Linked DNA regions of Mus musculus: region 2 is linked to region 1. A link is a contact called in ENCODE Hi-C or POLR2A ChIA-PET data. All regions are on one chromosome and are shown on one strand. The core of a region is the stretch at or near the end of the contact, and the rest is flanking DNA. Distances in the headings are between cores, read along the strand shown. Region 1 has its middle 20 kb from the start of Gm40164. Region 2 has its middle 28 kb from the start of Ddah1.

What was found. Hi-C counts contacts between places; a loop is a spot of excess contacts on that map. ChIA-PET counts read pairs that join two places held with the same protein, here RNA polymerase II (POLR2A).
Region 2: POLR2A ChIA-PET joins it to region 1 with 14 read pairs in Patski. The contact joins two enhancer-like sites. A Hi-C loop is called at or near these places in 1 of 37 maps with a recorded cell type or tissue (gastrocnemius). POLR2A ChIA-PET finds 5 or more read pairs at or near these places in 1 of 5 experiments (Patski).

What each region holds. Positions count from the first base shown.
Region 1 is chr3:145,609,754-145,616,631 of GRCm38, reverse strand. No RefSeq gene overlaps it. Among named protein-coding and RNA genes, the nearest start is that of Gm40164, 20 kb to the left of the region's middle. Within about 2 kb of position 1,696, at least 1 of the 3 ENCODE cell types and tissues checked has a DNase peak (open chromatin) inside an H3K27ac peak, as active enhancers do.
Region 2 is chr3:145,726,800-145,734,186 of GRCm38, reverse strand. No RefSeq gene overlaps it. Among named protein-coding and RNA genes, the nearest start is that of Ddah1, 28 kb to the left of the region's middle. Within about 2 kb of position 4,451, at least 1 of the 3 ENCODE cell types and tissues checked has a DNase peak (open chromatin) inside an H3K27ac peak, as active enhancers do.

The sequences.
Region 1 (6,878 bases), core at 447-2,946:
CAGATAGTCTAGAACAAAGTCCCTTAGGAATGCAGAATGGACAATGGTTTATGAATGGTTCTGTTTGGAATATTAAATGAGGCAGAAATAGAAAGAATAGAATGAATGAGAGGGAAAGTCTGAGAAGGGGGAAAATGATTAAACTATAGTATATGAAAAGAATTATTTAAATTGTAAAAAGAAAAACTATAGTAAATGTAATAATATAATCAAGTAAACTATTCTTTTAAGAAAAATAAAAAGTCTACTCAGGTGTTAGCAGGCTTTAGTCTCTCTCCCTGTGTATCAGCTTAGCTTCTGCGGTTAATGAGATTCCATTGAAAAGACAGAAGGTGACCTTGTTTCTCTCTTGGCAGAGCTGGTTGAGAAGGGAGATACGTTCCCTGGTGTTGGGAGGGGGACAACAAAGGAAGAGTTAAAGGGGAGCCCGCATCACTTTGAGACCATGTGTTGTCCTAGGCAGAGGAAGTTGCTAGATAGAAGTCTGACTCTGACACTGAGGAGAGAGAGCATGAACATGAAACGACACTTGTCGCAGGGTCGATGGTTGGTAGACCCTGCCCAAGAAAAGCATAGAGAATGAACAGAGCCATCATCATTGAACTCACAGTTCATACGAAGAACCATGGAATAGTTTTCCAAACTGTAGTAGCTCTCAGACACCACCCAAAACCAAAAATCAAAACTTCTGTAACTTTTCTACGGCCTGAATCAACTCTCACAGCTGCTTAATACAGTCTTTAACAATAACTCTCTGTCTATTCGAGGTTAACAACAGAGGCCACATCCATGGTAGGTCCATCCTCTAGGCCAACTCATAGAGACTCCCAACTAGTTAGCTCTGGTTAGTCTCATCTGTCTGTAAGAAGGTATGTCCCCAGCACGCTCAAATCCTCAAGTTGTCCAGGTCAGTTGTCACTACTGGTTCAACTGCTTATAGCTTTCCATGGCTGGTAGACCCAGGAAGGCTCAGGATTTCCCGTAATAATGATGGGATAGCATCCACTCTCAAAAAAACTGACTAGCTGTTTCCCTTAAACTCCGTTCTGGACCCCAGTGATATACTTGAGGACCTCACTTTCATTGCACAGTCCTGTCTGGCCCCTCACCACCGCCTCTTCTTCTTCCATTCCTTACCCCAGGGTTAGGTTATCCAGTTACTGAACAAGATTAAACTGAGACTTAATTTATCCCTGACCTGGGAATTGAATCCAGGGCCTTGTGGATGCTAGGCAAGCACTCTGCCACGAATTACAGTGCTTTGCCTAAAACCATAACTTTTGAGTGTTTCTGTTTTCATTACGTACTGGGGAGGGAGAAGACAGAAGAGAAAACAGACATGTACAGGCTGATCTAGATAGCTAACAGACAAATGGCTTAGGGACTGACCACGTTCAGGAAGAGTTAATATTGTCAGGAATGCTTCAGAAGGCTGGGGATAGAGGAAAAGACCAGACACCACAGCTGTTAAAAAACAGTTTTGGTAAATATATGCACAATTTAAAAAGCATATTTGCAAAAATCTAGGTGTCTCCTGGTCCAGCCCTTCCTATTAATAAAAGGAGTTGCTAAGGCTCGCGGCTCAGAGTCTCTGCCCACGGAGCCTCAGTGAATTCCTCTCTGAGCCTCTAGACTTCCTTGGCTGGCTGGCGACTCCTTCCTCCTGGGACAGCTTTTGCCAGAGCTGAGCAGCCTGGCCCCCAGCTGCGCAGGCCCTCTCCGGTAAGAGGAAATGCTTTCAGCTTAGTCCATTAACACAAACATTCAAAAGCAAACACTCTAAAGCCACAGGTCGTGTTCGCATAAATAAAACGGATCGAGAAAAGCTTCACCCCAAGAAACCAAAGGGGTATTAAAAAAAAATAAAAAAATAAAAAACCTACCCTTGCTTTCCAAGGAGGCAGGCAACAAAGCCGCAGCAATTCCATTGGTTTGTGTGCTCAGTGGAGCTGGGTGGCTGAAGCCACAGGCCTTTGAAGAGGAAATGCCATCCAAGGTACAGGCAGCCAGCCAGCCCCTGAGTCCTGAAAGTAACAGGACAGGGAAGGGGAAGGGGGCATCGTTAGGAAGTGGAATGTGGAAGGGACAAGACAGATAAATGAGACTCATCTAGGGACCTCACCCCATGACCAAAGGACAGGGTAACTCACTGTGCCCCTGAGACCGAGCTGGGGCCTGGCAAATTCTAGGTGGCGGGCACAGCCCAGTGACTAAGGCTTCGAGGAGGGGTGTACGACCTCGCTGAGGGGTGGAGAGGGGTGGTGGTGTCTGGCCTGAGCGATGCCTTTGCTTTGAAAGCTTTGGAGGAAATTAACTTTACAAGGTGCCTCCCTGTCTCCCAGAGTTATTAAAAGAAAGGAGGGAACAGAGAAATGGAAAACTGGTAATACTTCAGGAAGGGCTCTGTGATCTGAGCGAGGAAGTGGGAGGCAGATGAAATGACGAGTGGGGACAGACAGACAGACAGACAGTCCTTTGATTATCTAGTGATGAATGACTAATTAGTCAAAAGTCCTGCAAGCGAATAAATTGTCAGAACTCCGTTCTCAACATGGCAGTACCAATGCTGACAGAAGCATTGAGTGGGAGAGCTGTGCCAACCCTGGGGTCACCAGAAGTATTAACCCCAGAAGTCATCTTTATGGTTTGGGCTGCGATGAATATCTAGGTACTGGCTGCTCTTCCATCGATGGGGAAAAAAGTGATACACCTCAAAAACCTTAACAACAAAGCAACCATGGGGCTGCTAACAGAAGATATTTTACAGGGTGTGAAGCTGGTTTTGCTGCCTTTCACCGGATTTAACTTTTTAAAGCCCTCTTGCCTAACAATAAGTCTCGGATCGGGTGGGACCATACCAAGACTGACAAGCCCCGTCAGTTTGGAAGCACAATGGGGAGACTTAAGTCTGCCCAGGCATATGCAGCCAGCAACTTCATGCTTAATAAAAAGCATCCCGGGTGCGTGGGGCAGTGATGGGGATGTAAGGTAAATGAGCTAATACTAATCAATACCAATACCAATACCAATAGTAAAGTATTCCGTTGGGATGCAAGTCAGTGGTCAGAAAGAGAACACTGGAAAAGTTCTTCCACTTCCTGTCTCATCAGTCTCTTCCTTCCTGCCCAGCAGTTTTGCAGGGCTATGTGTGGGAGGGGAGCGGCATGCTGCTTCCTCCCTAGGTGACACTGAAGAGTGGCCTTTAATACAAGAGGCATCTGTGTACTTTCCAGATTGCTGTTGAGCTAACAGTAGTGAAAGAGAAATGGGCAGCTGGTTTCCACTCTCCCTTCATCACCGCTGTTCACTCTCACCTGGGAAGCCCCAGGGCTGTGGAAATTCATCAAATTAAAGCATTCTCAGTTAAGGGCTTCAGGGTAGCAGCCGTCCAAACCCAAACACACAAGTTATGATGGTCAGATCTACCCCATGTGGGCTGATTTTATTTTCAGTTTTATAATGACTACGTATTAACAGACTGTGGGCCACGTTATCACCCAGGGTATGTAAGTACTGATGTGCTGAAATCTTTATTATGCAGAACTCATGAAAATAGAATCATATTATTTGACTGGTTAGTGGAGGCTTATGGATGCTTTTGAGAGAATATCATCTAAGTGCTTTAAATGCTTAATACTGAACTCAATCCGATTTAACTTCCAAATCAGCTCCTTTAGAACAAAGACAGTTGGCCTTTGCAGCAGGGGAAGAATGTCACGTTGAATTGGAGAGGCATGCATTCTGTGCACTCACCACTAGGGGTACTGACAACGTTAGGTCACGCTGAATTCTTTATACTTTCAATCTATATCAATCTCTGGATACATACTAGATCCCAGGTTTTTAATGTCCTTCACTCATTATACTTGAATAAAACCTATTTTTATTAAGTATCTAGGGACACTCTCAAGGCCTACCTATGGGTTTAATGAATTGGCTGATAGACTCAGGATGAGTAAGTTAGGAATTATAAACGGAAAGTTCACTCAGTCAACTGACTATGGCATAAATGGCACAGGTAACGAACAAGCAGAAAGCAGGACTAAGGGTTGCGACTGACTCAGTGGCAGGAGCTTGCCTAGTACACAAGAGACACAGTTTGATCCCCATCCCTGGCACAGGGAACAGGAGGGAGGGTTGCAAAGTAGAATGATTAATGCTGTAATTCAATGTTCAATCATGGGGTATGATGAGTGGAGGCTGCCTTCACAGAAACCTAAGGTTCAGGACAAAAGCTGGAATAGTTCTGGTTTATTCTGTACTGCAGGTATATTGTTATTTTAGACTCAAAGCAAATATAGAGACCACTGAGTACTGAATCAACAGAAAGGAAAGAAAATGATGATCAAAAGCCATCAGCTATGATAAAATTAGGAGTGTGTCAGGAGGTGCAAAGTCATGGCTTTGGAACACTGAAGGTGCCTTTACTGAGCAGAAGCAGAGTTAAATGGAAAGGTATTTCAAGGGGGTGCTGAATCTGGCTCAGCAAGGAAGGCCTTTCTGTTAGAATTGGCAAACGGTATGTGTGCCTCAAGTGGTGGTAGCATAGCACCCTGGACATGGTCAAGCAGAAGCAAGATGGCCACCTATGAGGCCCACACTGGGGAGAACTCTGATGCTGAAGACAGAGGAAGGTGGGAGTCAAGAGTAGGATCTCCAGGGTCCCTTACAGTTTTATATTTCACATTTAATACTTCTCAACCTTCATTTGCAACTGGGCAATCCCTTAAAAAAAGTAAGATTTGTTTTTCTAACCTTTATTTTCTCTTCCAATTAAAGCATTGCACCCAAACCCATAAAATTGTTAAGTTTGATGTAAAAAGTCCTATTTTCCTGGTAATCATTATGATGGTATTTGCTAAAATAGAAAAAAAAAAGTCTAAGAAGCACCTCAAAATCACCTTGTTCACCCTGAGGCACGTGGGACGTCTAGCTGAGCTCCACCAAGTGACCAAAGGTTCTAAGCTTTGGTCATTTGCAGTGTGACTCATGTACCTTGGAGGGAACCCTCTGGAAAGGATGACAAGCCCTCTCTGAGGAGTTGCTTGTTTGACTCTCCCCACACTTTCTGTATCACTCAGAAAGCTTAACTGCCATTGCTGGAAATGAAGGGAACACAGCGCAGAATGGCAAGAGTGAAAGCAAAATGCCCCTGAGTTACTCCCTCAGTCCCCTTTGTGGTACCACAAATGGTTATAAGGGATCTAATACTTACATCCTTACAGAGGTAAGCCCAGCAGGGAAGAGGTAGTTAAATTGTAAGAGGCCATTTTACCTTGGTATGGATGATATGCCCATTTCTAACCCAGTCACTGCTGCCCAGACAGCAGTTTCGATGGAGATATCAACCCCGACTAAATGCTGAGACTGAGGGGAAATCACTTTCCAATCAAAGTAGAGAGTGTAAATTCAGGTAGAAGAAACATTGTTGCATGCATCAACTCATTGGCTAATATGATCCTGCAACTTCCAAAATACAGCACTCACACAGTGTCTCTAAAGGGTAGTAATTGCCATTGTGCTACTAGAGCTAGATTTAAAGGCAATCTTCCACGTCAACGGGGTCTCATATCAACTGACTTTTGGCTCAGTGATTTGTGGGTAAACAAATGCAGTTTTCATGTTACAGAGAAGGAAAATAGAACCATGATAAAAAAATCTAATTCCAAAGAGACTATGAGACAACTCATGGTCATTGTTCCTTCATACACACCACAATCTTTAAAAAAACAAAAGGCAGAGATCTGTGAAGTCTGGGGTTATTTTGGATTCACTTCCTCAAAGGGAATTGTCCTTGATAATTTCTATAACTCTTCAGAGGACTGTATAGCAGTGCTTGTTGGTGTCAATGGGGCAAAGAATGTTGTGGCCGAGTGAGGATTCTTCTTTCCTAAGACCTTTGACTGGGACATTGGTTTTGACGACTCTCTAGCTTGCCAACAAACCTGTAAAGTCTTGGGACTTGTCACATCCCACAGCGGGGAGTCACTCCAATACATGAATCTCGTCTTTCCCATTCACATGCTTACGAACTCTGTTTTCCAGTTTCATGGGCTCACAGTAGAAGTGATTAGTTGACTCTTGGTTTTGTCTTTAGAATCCAGGTTTAGGTGGCAGTAGATTACTGGCTTCTGCTTCCATGCTGGTCTTGGTTGGAGCAATGCCAAAGCAGTGATCTTGTCAGGGAAGGGAGGGCATACCCATTTGCAGGACACTTCCACCCAGCAATGCCAAAGCAGTGATCTTGTCAGGGAAGGGAGGGCATACCCATTTGCAGGACACTTCCACCCGGGCTGCACCTCTCCAAGGAGCATGGGTAGTCCTGCCAGACTAGAAAGTGAAGACTGGAAAGGAGTCTCAGGGTTCCACAAGACTTCCCTGAGCTTCCGTCTCTCTTCTTTCCAACTGACTTAGTCTTAGGAAGGAATCTGCCTTCACAGGGCTGCAGCTGCCTGGGGCTGGAGGTCACAGCAGTATGCTTGTATTACAACTATTTCCTTCCTCTCTTCCCCTGAGAAAGGCATTCATTTCAAAGTAAATTGGTCTCTTATAAGATTTACAATCACCTTTAACTTGTCAGCAATGATATACAACCTGAAATTGATTTTTTTATAATTTGAGAACTTGATATATCTACACAATGATCACATATACTACTTCCTCTTCCAACTCAGTTTTCCCATCATGCCCTTCTCCCATTTTCATGTTTGTTTGTTTTTTGTCTTGTTTTTGTGTGAGGAGCAGATGTGGTGGCAATCCCAAGAAGGCGCCAGGGACTGCAGCTAAGTCGTATGACTTGCACCTGACTTCCTCATACAAGCCACAAACATCTTGAGAGCTGCGCAGGTGTACCAGGATACCGGTGAATCCATTTTGAT
Region 2 (7,387 bases), core at 3,202-5,701, 110 kb before region 1:
TTAGAGCAGGCATTTATTTATCATGGGTTGAAGAGAGAGATCTGTGGGTAGTTTCAAAGAGTGTTCACGAGAACAAGACAGAAGAAAAGGATGGAATGAGGGGAACCACTCATATTCTGAGATAGAAAGAAAGATGCTGACTGGAAGAGAGTTAAAAAATAACCAGATAAACCAGTGTTGTAAGATAACAGAAGCCTGGAGAGGCGAATGCTGCTCACAGCATCTCGGATGCTGGAAGAGACAGGCACATACTCACCTTCCACAGAGGTCCAACTTTAAGGTAACAAATCAGAAGTTGGGTAGAGAGTAATGTCTATAACTTGTTTATATTGATAAGTTCTAGATGATTCTGAAGTGGGAAGGTAGGCTGAAGGTGAAATTTCCTATCCGTGTTCCTCTTCAGGTTACAGAGTGCTTCCCACACATCTCCTCATCTGATAACCCCTCAGCTGGGTAGTCCTGGAAAGGGAGGGAGGGAGGGAGGGGGGGAGGGAGGAAGGGAGGGAGGGAGGGAGGAAGGGAGGGAGGGAGGGAGGGAGGGAGGGAGGGAGGGAGGGAGAGAGAGAGAGAGAGAGAGAGAGAGAGAAAACAGGGATAACTGAAGATGAGCTCTTTCCTCCTCCGCACCTCATGCAGTAAAGGAAGGAAGACTTGAGCGCAAAGGCAAAGTTGGACACCTCAACCCTGAGGAAGAAGAAAAGTGACCGTGGGACGATAAGGATGCTTTGGTGTTAAAAACAAAGATTCTAACCAAAGGCCAGACGCTCATCAAGGTGATCCTGAGCTGAGGGCCAAGTTCCCAAAAGACACGTGAGACAGTGGGGAAATTGATGATGGTGGCAGCTAAATAAAAGTACAGGCCACAGCCCTCAGATTGTGACATGAAAGTCTTTCTACTCAGAGTGTGGCAAGTGGACACTGAACCACTGGAGATGAGAAGAAATGGTTTGAATCTGCAAGTGAGCCCACAGATACCTCGAGAAGACCTTGTCCATTTTTTAAATCCAATTAACAATTCCACTCCAAGCCCCACTCCACGGGGAGGTGGGGGTGACAGCCTGTTAGAAGAATGTATTCCAAATATATACACTTCAGCTTTCACACAGCAGAGATGCTGGCTACCCCAGCCACAGCCACGCTTCGTCACCAGACACGGGTATTCAAAACTGCCTTCTGAGAAAAGCGCAACACTTAAGACAAACATTTATGCACTAAGCTTGGTGGCTCACATCTGCAATCCCAGCTCCCACATAGTGGAAGCCGGAGGATTTTAAGTTCAAAGGCAGCCCAGACTCTGCCTCCTCAGAAGATAAAATGAGGAACTGGGGCCTCTGGGTAGAACTGGACTGAGGTCACCTGTGTCTGAATCTCAACTGACACAGACGACACAGACTTGGGCAGCTGCCCTGTAGTGTGTCCGTTCAGTGGCAAGAGCCACTGGGGACTCTGTAGTCAGTTCAATCAGCTGCACACAACTCTTTTCAGAACGGGCATCATTGTAATAAGCAAGCAAAAAGAGTCACATGCGCTTAAAGTTCTGTTATGTGCACTGGTGTTCTAACAGCTAACGCAAAGGGTAGATTTGGACCAAAGACTCACCTGGTGACTGGCTGAGCAAACAGGAGCTAATGGGCGTGTCCCATGGGCTGCTCAGCCCAGAAGGGAGGCCATTATCATTTTTCTTTTTTCTCTTTTTCCGAGACAGGGTTTCTCTGTGTAACCCTGGCTGTCCTAGAACTCTCTGTGGACCACACTGGCCTCAAACTTACAGAAATCTGCCTGCTTCTGCCTCCCCAGAGCTAGGAATAACGGTGTGTGCCGCTACTGCCCAGTTTTCACAACTCTTATTATTTTTATTTGGGGTGTGTGTGTGTGTGTGTGTGTGTTCAGAGGTTCCTGAACTTGTGCCTTCATAAGCCGTCCATCCGTTATAATATTAAAGACAGTATTTTATGACTATGTCAATATAAAGATGAATCAAATGTTCTGAAATAATACACTATAGCAGTAGGTCCCCCTTCCTTGGAATCAACCAAGGGCAGACTGAAATTATTTTTAAAGCTTGTGTCAATATTGAACACGCATATGCTTTTTTTCTCGTTATTGCCCAGACAAAACACTTAAGCATGCATTTCCATAGCACTTGCATCACAGTAGGTGTCTCAAGTGACCCAGAGATTATTTGAAGCACACGGGAGGGTGTGTAGAGATAACATGCAAATCCTGCATCATTTTCACAGAGGGTACAAGGGCATCCAAGGAGCTGGGCATCCCAGGGAACCCTAAAGCAGTCTTCTAAAGACATCAAGTGTAACATGTATTTCTAAGTCTCTAGATCTATTGTGGTGACAGGGGCCACGTTTACAGTTTCTATCATCTCGATTCATTTTCTGTTGCTATTGCAAAACACTGCAGGAGGCTGGGAAACCCAAGAGCATGGTGCTGTCTTGGCTGGGGAAGTCATGGGGGAGCTTCATGCTGCTTCCTAAGCAAGCATACTCCAGGGGGATCTAGAAACTGGGCCAAGTCACTCTCTTGGTTAGGAATCTCCTCTTACTGTAACTAAGCCTTCCCTTTGAAGGCACTGTCATTCGATCGATTTGTGACGGCTCTGCTCCAATAACAGAATCATCTCTTGATGGCCCTGCCTTTCCATACTGTTCCAGGGACAACTGACTTCCAACATGTGCTCTGGAGGAGACCTCTGCGCCCCGTCACCTGTGGCTAAGTCAGTGTCAGCCAGCGTGTGTTAAATGTATGTCCACTGAGAGAATGACCAGAGAACACGGCTTACAGTTAGCTCAGCAATGCTGCTTCCTACCGCTGCTGTTTGGGAATGACTTTCCGCTTAAAATATTTTTCAGAGGCAACCAATTAATAAACTCTCGACAAAAACACAGACATCCACTTAATCCCAAGCCAGCTATTGAAGCACAGAACTATAAACAAAACTAAACCCAAGAGCTCTGTTAGAAAGCTGTCAAACTGGCAAAACAAATATTTTTCAATAACATCACAGACTGCTATAATATTGAACAAATACAGCACACCTTCTAAATGATGAAATCCAAATATTTTCTTTTAAAAATTCTGACATTCCAAAAGAGGCTGTTCATAAGGCGGGGACTTTGAACGTGTGGGCTGGTGCTTGGACTGTATTGTACCTGAGCAGAGCTAAGGAACCTATATACGTATTTCATAAATAGAAAATTGGCTGATTAAATGTGAGGCATGGATAAATAGGACTGAACATAATGCACTGAAACACAGCCATCTTAGAGGAACGATTTATCTGTGCACGGAGCTGTTTCTTCCAACAGTTCAATGCTTACTATTTAATATCAGCATAAAGTACAGAAGGCAGCTCTTTAGTTCCTAGCAAGGTGAAACTGGTGGCCAAGTGTTTTGCTTTGGGACGCAACCAGACTGACAACCGTGGCCTTAAAATGTAGATGGCCTGTCCGAGTGTTTTCCCGAGCTTCCAAACGCAGTGAACGGTGTTCATCAAGAGGCATCTTTGTATTGTCTGGGTAGAGCTGTGTGCAAATTAGTTCCTAGGTCATAATTCACCCTCACTCTTCTGAAGGGAAATTATACATATGAAGTCATGTTAGTATTTATGGGATAGGCATTTACCAGAAAGCTCTCAAAGGCTGCATAATGAAATAGCATTAAAGCCCCCTAAATTAATTAACCATAATACTGGAATAGATTCCACTAATGGTTCTACTTCCCAGACACCACTCTCCTTTTAATATTTCTTAAAGGAAAACAATCACATTTTTCATCCCCTTTTACTGACATTTAGCCACCAGGAGCAGAAACCTGTCCACACCCCTGGGACAGCAGGAGGGTGAGGTCACCGACTGGTCACACTCTCTAGTTTCTCTCCTCTCCAAGGGCATCGGCTGCTCCAGCAGCTGACACATCCTGCTGTCCTTGGAAACAGGAAACCAGCCTAGAGTTTCTTTCGGGCTATCTCCAGCATTGCATTAGCAGATTGTCAGGCTTCCCAGACCCTTGTAAATACCTTTCACTGATGGAGTGGGTGAAGGCTCCCAGGGACTGGTGAACAGGGAAGGGTATTTGTGATTGGCAGGGGAAGGACCTGGCTCAGCTGCTGGCCATCGTGGGATGGCTCTGGAGATGAAAGAAGCAAAAGACAAAGAGGAAACACAAGGCCATTTGGTCCATCTCACACAGATGAGCAGACTGATGTCTGCTCCTAGAACAGCCCAGGCCTCTTGGGAGGTCAATGCTGCCCAGGCGAAGGCCCAGCAAAGGGAAGTTCAGATGATCCATGCAGTAGACCCACAAATTGAAGCGATTCAACCAGCTGTCCATCAAAGCAGCAAGTCATCTTCCCACATGCCCAGCTTGGGTCACTATCTCACTGGCTAGCAGTGCCAGCAGAGGGCAGCCAGAGAAAGGAGAGGAGTCCTGTTGTAGACAGAGCTACCGTCTTCTGGACAAGTTGTGGCAAATACTCTGGGTTACTCACAGTAACAGCGGACTTCCTGTTCTTCAGTCACACACCCACCTCATCTGCATTTGTCTTTGTAGTTCTCTGGGTCATCTCTCCCAAAGAATGAATAAGTTGGTCTATGAAGGGGTGGATGGGGTGGGAGCTACAAAGTCATCCATGCTAACTCTTGACAACCTAGGGAAGAGTGGCTTTTTGTGTGCTAAAGCTGCTGGTGGTGTTTGTAAATACAAGCACAGACCCTTAAGTCGTGCTTGATTTTAAAAAAATAAGTAAAACTGGATGTGGGGAAGCTAGAGAGATGGCTCAGCAGTTAATAGCATTTGCTGTTCTTGCTAAAGACCTGGGTTCACTCTCCACCTCCCACTTGTTTGTAGCTTCAGTTCCAGGGTATCCACCATCTCCATGGGCCCCAGGCACACACGTGGCCCACAGCAGACATACCTGAAGGCAAAACGCTTATATACTTATACTCATACTGTGGCGTGTGCCCCCACAAGCATGTCGTGTGCACATGATAGTAATTTTTTTAATTCAAGGGAAATGTTGAAAATGTACAGAGTTTTTTCTTGTCAAAATTCTCTGAAGAGCACATAATAATATGTGTATAATGTTGCATCCTATTGAGTGTAGTAGTTATAAAAGTCAATGGAAACTTACAGGAAGGTGGAGGGTTACTGCAAACGTGCACCGTCTTACACCAGGGACTTGAGAAATGTCAAATCTTATACCCTCTGGTGGGAGGGAAGTCCTGGAACCAATTTCCAGGGTACTCCAAGAGACTGCTGTGCAGTGGAAATGGCTTATCAATGCAGAGTAAGGCTCACTGAAGGCGCAGATGTAATTTTTAAAAATCCGAACAGACTGCGGTGACAGGCTCACAGAGAGGACCTGTATGTGTCCTGCTGTACTTTGGTGGGCATAAGAAAAGTCTCATTGGCTCTTAGTCCCAGGCCTTTGTGGCAATCAGCTCGAGTGGAGGAGATGGGGAATTCAGGATTGGTTGGCATTCTAAGAGGAAAAACTATTCGGTATCTTTCCATGTCACTCACTAAGATCTGTGTGACACTGTCATGAGCAATCCACTACCCAGAGGTCTTCATCAGATAAACAGGACTTTGAGATTCACGGCCAAGGAATGTAGGCTGGAGAGGCACTCCCAGCGCCAGCTGCTACCTGCACAGCCAAGTGCTGTGGCTGGCGAGGGACCAAGGAGGCATGCTGCAACTGGGAGCCCCAACAACCAGCCACAACCCCCGCAGGTCTTAATCCCGAAATGAAAAGTAATTGCTCTTGGCTTAAAGAAGAAAGGAAAACACCATCCTTAGCTGGATTGTGTATCATTGGTTCCCCCATCCGCCCCCCACTCCTGCCTCCCAAACTGTGCTGAACACCAGATTCTGAAAACCTGCTTGACATTTGAAAATGAGAGAAAATAAGTGTTTTCTGTCAATGTTATTTAAATCTACCCAGGAACACTAACACAGGAGAATATTTGACTGCAGATGTTTTGATTAATATGATTAAGTAGATGGGTTTCTGCCTTTAGCTCTAAGGAACAGTACTTTAATGGTAACTTACCTGAAACTAATTGTAGAAGACCTGGGTGGAAAAAACAGCCCTTTGGTTTATATTTTGAAGCTGAGGTTTGATTTTCCTGCAGAAAAGTCTGGGCCAAGGCTGCCCGAACTGGCTTTTAGTACAGATGGAATTATAACTGAAAAATTTGGAGGAAAGGGGAGGGGAAGCCGTCGTGTTAATATATTCCTGTAGTGGAATTGTCTTCTCAGCAGGAAAAAAAAAAGAAAGAGAGAAAACTCATAAAAATTCATAAAGGAACAGCTGCAAGTTTAAATTATTGTCACGGGGAACTGAAGATAGTTCTAACCTGCAATCGAATAAGTAATATTTCTATTTGTATTTGTTTGCCTTTGCCCAGGGTTCTGTATACACTCTCCATTCTTCCTTAAGGTTCAGGGAACACGGACACTGAGCAAAAACACCAAGAGCAAGAATAAAAAAAACAAATCTCACCTTTCAGGTTCCAGGTTCCAAGTTCTAAATGATGTGTGTTAATTTAGATAGTCTTCAATGGACTCCTAATGACACAGAACTAATTAAAAGAATTCTCACCCCTGGAACCAAGGCTGCTGGGTTTCCTCTTCAGTTGAGCCAAATCAGACTCTTTATACAGACAGCAATTTCGTGTGGATTAATTCAATACTACAGGCCCCCGCAGGAGTCTCAGCAATCAATTCCACCCAGCCAGAAAGCAAGCCCAGGTTCTCATTCCGCAAGGATTATCGTGGCCTTCTTCAGGTGCGGATGTTCACAGAGAAGAACCAAGCCTCTTTACAGGCACTGCTCTCCGCTTGTGTTTTCTGCCTGACTAACTCAAACCAGAAAATTAAGGTGGATGTTGCTGCAGCAGAAGTGTTTTGGGCACCACCAGGATGGTTCAACCCAAGAGAACAGAACTGGGGGACTAACGACAGTAGCAACATCTCCACAGTGCGGGGCAGCGAGCAGGTGGAAAGCCAGGCACAGACCAACACCTTCATACACAACTGTCAGAAACACGAGGCCTCAGTGAAATAGAAAATGTCACACAGCCCAGGAGGTGATGAAACAGCCACAAGCAGTGCTGAGGCGGCACTGAACGACCAGGAGCCTGGCTCTCTGCGGGCGTGGAACACTCAGCCAGTGACGCCCGAGTTAACAGCTCACAGACCTTGAGAAGTAAATTTCTTCCTGCCACATATTTGTTCATTTATACTAAGTGAATGTGTGTGTGCTGTGTGTGTGTGTGTGTGTGTGTGTGTGTGTGTGTGTGTGTGTGTGTGTGCGGTGCCCACAGAGGGCAGAAGCGGCCGGCTGTCAGATGCCCTGGAATGGGAGTTACAG